2 separate regions of the Homo sapiens genome follow, and region 1 is linked to region 2. A link is an interaction called in ENCODE POLR2A ChIA-PET data of the cell type or tissue named here. Cell type or tissue: K562. All regions are shown on one strand. Links, peaks and the distances in the headings refer to the core of each region. The heading gives the core; the rest is flanking DNA.

What was found. ChIA-PET counts read pairs that join two places held together with the same protein. Peaks named below come from ENCODE experiments on the same cell type or tissue, not always from the same donor. Only the 100,000 strongest peaks of a DNase experiment are listed, where the experiment ranks them.
Region 1: POLR2A ChIA-PET joins it to region 2 with 5 read pairs; 3 of 35 experiments call an interaction of 5 or more read pairs at or near these places.

What each region holds. Positions count from the first base shown.
Region 1 is chr1:26,509,368-26,512,276 of GRCh38, reverse strand. No RefSeq gene overlaps it. Among named protein-coding and RNA genes, the nearest start is that of RPS6KA1, 19 kb to the left of the region's middle. In K562, for the core only: no CTCF peak of the experiment used is centred there; no DNase peak of the experiment used is centred there.
Region 2 is chr1:26,065,328-26,068,236 of GRCh38, reverse strand. It overlaps TRIM63 (tripartite motif containing 63), which reads left to right and starts at 607. Exons shown (of 9, transcript NM_032588.4): 1 at 607-901; 2 at 1,797-1,969. The coding sequence starts at 743. In K562, for the core only: no CTCF peak of the experiment used is centred there; a DNase peak (open chromatin) is centred at 1,156.

The DNA.
Region 1 (2,909 bases), core at 312-2,811, 440 kb before region 2:
TGGAGTGCAATGGTGCAATCTCAGCTCCCTCTAAGGCTCAGCTCCAACCTCTGCCTCCTGGGTTCAAGTGATTCTCCGGCCTCACCCTCCCGAGTAGCTGGGATTACAGGTGCTTGCCACCATGCTCAGCCAATTTTTGTATTTTTAGTAGAGATAGGGTTTCACTATATTGGCTAGGCTGGTCTTGAACTCCTGACGTCAAGTGATCCACCCGCCTCAGCCTCCCAAAGTGCTGGGATTACAGGCATGAACCACTGTGCTCGGACTGAAGTCTGTTTCATCTACACTGAAAATATGTTGGGTGGGCATGGTGGCTCACTCCTGTAATCCCAGCACTTTGAGAGGCTGAGGCAGGTAGATCACTTGAGGGCAGGAGTTTGAGACCAACCTGGCCAACATGGTGAAACCTCATCTCTATTAAAAATACAAAAATTAGGCTGGGCGTGGTGGCTAATGCCTGTAATCCCAGCACTTTGGGAGGCCGATGAGGGTGGATCACCTGAGGTCAGGAGTTCAAAACCAGCCTGGTCAACATAGTGAAACCCCGTCTCTACTAAAAATACAAAACTAGCCTGGTGTGGTGGCACGTGCCTGTAATCCCAGCTACTCGGGAGGCTGAGGCAGGAGAATCGCTTGAACCCGGGAGGCGGAGGTTGCAGTGAGCCAAGATCAAGCCATTGCACTCCAACCTGGGTAACAAGAGCGAAACTCCGTCTCAAAAAAAAAAAAAAAAAATTAGCCAGGCGTTGTGGTGGGTGCCTGTATTCCCGGCAACGTGGGAGGCTGAGGCAGAGAATCACTTGAACTCGGGAGGCGGAGGTTGCAGTGCAAGATCGTGCCACTACACTGCAGCCTGGGTGACAGAAGGAGACTCTGTCTCCAAAAAAAAAAAAAAAAAAAAAAAAAAATTTCTGGATTATTTGCTAAAGCTTCTCCATTAGCACTTGCTGCTTCACCTTGCACTTTTTTTTTTAGATGAATTTTCGGTCTGCCGCCCAGGCTGGAGTGCAATGGCATGATCTCTGCTCACTGCAACCTCCACATTGTGAGTTCAAGCAATTCTCCTGCCTCAGCCTCCCAAGTAGCTGGGATTACAAGCATGCACCACCACACTCAGCTAATTTTTTTTGTATTTTAGTAGATACAGGGTTTCACCATGTCAGTCAGGCTGGTCTCACATTCCTGACCTCAAGTGATCTGCCTGCCTCAGCCTCCCAAAGTTCTGGGATTACAGGTGTGAGCCACTGCACCCAGCCCTGGCTAACTTTTTATTTTTGTAGAGACAGGGTCTCACTATGTTGCCCAAGCTGACTTCCAACTCCTGGACTCAAGTGATCCGCCTGCCTTGGCCTCCCAGAGAGCTGGGATTACAGGCATGAGCCACAGTGCCCAGCCTGTTCCACATTCTTGTCATTCATGTGTTCACTGGAGTAGCACTTTTAATTTCCTTTAAGAACTTTTCTTTTGCATTCACAACTTGGCTGACACAAGAGACCTAGCTTTTGGCCTTCCTCACTAAGTTTAATTAATTCTAGCTTTTGATTAAAAATGAGAGACATTCGAGTCTTCCTTTCACTTGAACACTTAGAGGCCACTGTAGGATTTTATTTTTATTATTATTTTTATTATACTTTAAGTTCTGGGGCACTGTAGGGTTTTTATTGGCCTAATTTCAATATTGTTTTATCTCAGGGAATAGGGAGGCCAGAGGGGAGGGAGAGAGATGAGGGAAGGGCACCGGTGGGTGGAACAGTCAGAAAACACACACCACTGAGACGGAGTCTCGCTCTGTCACCCAGGCTGGAGTGCAGTGGTGCGATCTCAGCTCACTGCAACCTCTGCCTCCTGGGTTCAAGCGATTCTTCTGCCTCAACCTCCCAAGTAGCTGGCACTACAGGTGCGAGCCACCACGCTTGGCTAATTTTTGTATTTTTAGTAGAGACAGGGTGTCACCATATTGGACAGGCTGGTCTCAAACTCCTAGACCTTGTGATCCACCCGCCTTGGCCTCCCAAAGTGCTGGGGTTACAGGCATGAGCCACTGCGCCCAGCTTAAGTTTGCCATCTTATATGGGCACAGTTTGTGGTGCCCCAAAACAATCACAATAGTAACATCAAAACTCACTGATCACAGATCACCATCACAGATACCATAACAATGAAACAATCTGAAATATTGTGAGAATTACCAAAATATGACACAGGCACGAAATGAACACATGCTGTAGGAAAAATGGTGCCTGTAGTTGCTCCACACGGGGTTGCCACAAACCTTCAATTTGTTAAAAACAAAATATCGATTGGGTGTGGTGGTTCACGCCCAGAATCCCAGCACTTTGGGAGGCCAAGATGGGAGGACTGCTTGAGTGCAGGAGTTCAAGATCAGCCTGGGCAACATACGGAGACCTCATCTCTACATAAAAAATAAAAAATAGGCTGGGTGCAGTGGCTCATGCCTGTAATCCTAACACTTTGGGAGGCCCAAGTGGGCGGATCACCTGAGGTCAGGAGTTTGAGACCAGCCTGACAAAATGGAGAAACCTCATCTCTACTAAAAATACAAAATTAGCTGGGCGTGGTGGTGCATGCCTGTAATCCCAGCTACTCCGGAGCCTGAGGCACGAGAATCGCTTGAACCCAGGAAGCGGATGTTGCGGTGAGCCGAGGTTGTGCCATTGCACTCCAGCCTGGGCAATAACAGCAAACCTCCATCTCAAATAATAATAATAATAATAATAATAAATTAATTAAATAAAATAAAAAATAAAATCAGCTGGGCCTGGTGCCTCGCACCTGTGATCGTAGTTACCGAGGAGCCTGAGGTTAGAGGATCACTTGAGCCTGGGCAATTGGGGCTGCAGTGAGCGGTGATCATGCCACTGCACTTGCCTGGGTGACAGAGCAAGACC
Region 2 (2,909 bases), core at 208-2,707:
GGGCTGGGAGGGGGTTGAGGTTGGGAGGCTGAAGGAGGAGACTCCCTTCAACCTGGGAGGTGGAGGTTGCAGTGAGCAGAGATCGTGCCACTGCACAATCCTTTCTATCTCCCTTCCTGGGCTGTGAGTTTCTCGGGGCAGGGAAACAGATCACTCATCCATCTGTCACGTTGTGATGTATACTAGTTGCCTGATGTATATACTAGTACTCAGAAAAATGTCTGATGAATGAATAAAATTCATTCATCGAACATTTTCATCATAGCATTGGCTATTAACCCCTTGAATCCCCGTGGCTCACTTGCTGGGTCCCATCCCTGACCCACTAGCCTGGTGCCGGGGGGAGACCAATTTCTGGAGGAAGCTCTGGGTACCCAGTCTTGCCCTAAGCCTGCCTCTGAACAGGCTGTTCTTGTTTATGACCCCCGTCCCAGCAGAATAGTGATTGCTCATCCCTGCATGTGATTTGAGAGGGCCAGTCTTTCAGGCCTGGAGGAAACTCAAGCCCCACCAGCCGCTTGGCATCGGAATGCTCAGCTGGTCCCCTCCTGGGGCTCATGTGACCAAGATCTAGCTATAAATATCAGAGGGGCCTCAGACCAAGACAGAATTCGGGCACCAGGAGAAGGAAGCCAACAGGATCCGACCCGGTGTTTTGTGACAAAGGCAAGACCCCCAGGTCTACTTAGAGCAAAGTTAGTAGAGGAGGCAGCTAGGCGTGGCTCTCATTCCTTCCCACAGAATGGATTATAAGTCGAGCCTGATCCAGGATGGGAATCCCATGGAGAACTTGGAGAAGCAGCTGATCTGCCCTATCTGCCTGGAGATGTTTACCAAGCCAGTGGTCATCTTGCCGTGCCAGCACAACCTGTGCCGGAAGTGTGCCAATGACATCTTCCAGGTAAGTGCCGGGTGCAGCTTCATTTGGGGTCCCCAGGTGGCTACTTGGCTTCCCTGTGATGAAACCCTTCTCCCTTAGACTTCCAACCTGGACAGCCTCTTTCCCCTTGGAAGTGAACCCCTGCAGAGGCCTCTGGACAGGGCTGAGAGGGGGCTGGGAGGCGGCTCTGGCTGCTGCGGTTCTTCTCCATAACACAAGTTTCCCCTCCCTGCCCTGCCCACAGCTCCCCCACCCCTGCCCTGAGCACTGCTGTTGACTCTCCAATCAAGAGTCAAATGCCTCAAGTGATAAGCGGGGTAGGCAGGGACAGGAGAGAGAAACCAGACCCCTGGGGCTGGAGCCAGGTCCTGGTGGCAAGAGGCCCAGAGCTTTGGGAGGAGGGTGTCAGGGAGGCAGTGGGCAGTAGAGGCATCTTCCCTTTTGAGGCTGTTCCCTATGATATGGGGGCAGAAGGGGCTCCAACTCCCCGAGAAAGGAAGGGGGTAGATGTCCTGGCTGGGAGGCAGGATGCGAGGTTCCCCATGGACACTTTACAAAATGTTCTTTCACGATATTATCTTTAAAGTAGCAGCCTTAGGAGCTTGCTCTCATTGTAATACCTATTTCATAAGTGGGCAAACTGAGGCCTACACAGATAAGGTTGCTTGCCCAAAATCACTCAGAGAATAAACATGACTTGAACCCAGGTCTCCTGCCTCCCCATCCTGACGATTGCTTAGCTGCTTCTCAGGTGCTCTGTGTGTGAGGACTGGTTCTCATCACAGTCTGCAGAGCTCCAGGTTGTTAGGTTTGACGGGGGTGGTTCGGATAGGCAGAGGAAAGGATAAGAGGAGATTAGAAAAGAGAAGGGCTAAGTAGGGAGCCCAGGCCTCACCTTGACCTTTGCCACCTGCAGGCTGCAAATCCCTACTGGACCAGCCGGGGCAGCTCAGTGTCCATGTCTGGAGGCCGTTTCCGCTGCCCCACCTGCCGCCACGAGGTGATCATGGATCGTCACGGAGTGTACGGCCTGCAGAGGAACCTGCTGGTGGAGAACATCATCGACATCTACAAACAGGAGTGCTCCAGGTCGGTTCTCGTGCCTGCTGGGGGCCCGCCCTCCTTCCCAGCCATGCTGTGCCTAGATCCCCCACGCTCCTTCCCCCTCCTTCATCTGCTCAGGATCCAGGCCTCTAGCTGGACTAGCTACACAAGCCATTCAGAGACAGGACTGGAGACCCATACACCCCAACCCAGCTCTCAGGATTGCTCAGCGGATGGGAAGGGGCCCAGACATTAGGCTGCCCTTCCAGGCAATACCAAGACAGAGACTGGGGGAAAGATGAGATGTGAGAGGGAGAGAAAGGCCCTGGGGCCAGCTAAGTGGCTCTGGTCAGCAGAGAAAATGCCCGGTGAGAAACAGCCAGGTTGTCTATAAGGATAGCAACAGCTACTCTCCCGTGTGCCATGAGGAACAGCGTCAGGCACTGGGAATGCTTCATCTAAGTACCTCCCAATAACTCTGTGAATCAGGCATGACTTTATTATCCTCATTTCACAGATGAGGAAACTGAGGCTCAAGAAGTGAAATCAATTAGCTAAGGTTTCCCAGCTGGGAAGTGAAAGAGCTGGGAGTTGACCCAGTCAATCTAGCTCTGAGTCTTCCTGCTAATAAAATAGCAGCTCATTCATAGGCAGAATGTGTGAGTGGTGGAGGTTGTGAAGGGTTGGCCTCAAACTGGGGAGAGAGGGCCAGGCATGGTGGCTCATGCCCATAATCCCAACACTCTGGGAGGCCAAGGTGGGATGATTGTTTGAGGCCAGGAGTTCAAGACAAGTCAGGGCAACATAGTGAGACCCTGTTTCTACAAAGTTTAAAAACTAGCTGGGCGTGGTGGGGCATGCCTGTAGTCCCAGCTCTTCAGGAGAATTGTTGAGCCAGGGAGGTCAAGGCTGCAGAGCCATGATTGTGCTACTGCACTCCAGCCTGGGTGACAGTGAGACCATGCCTCAAACAGACAAAAACACT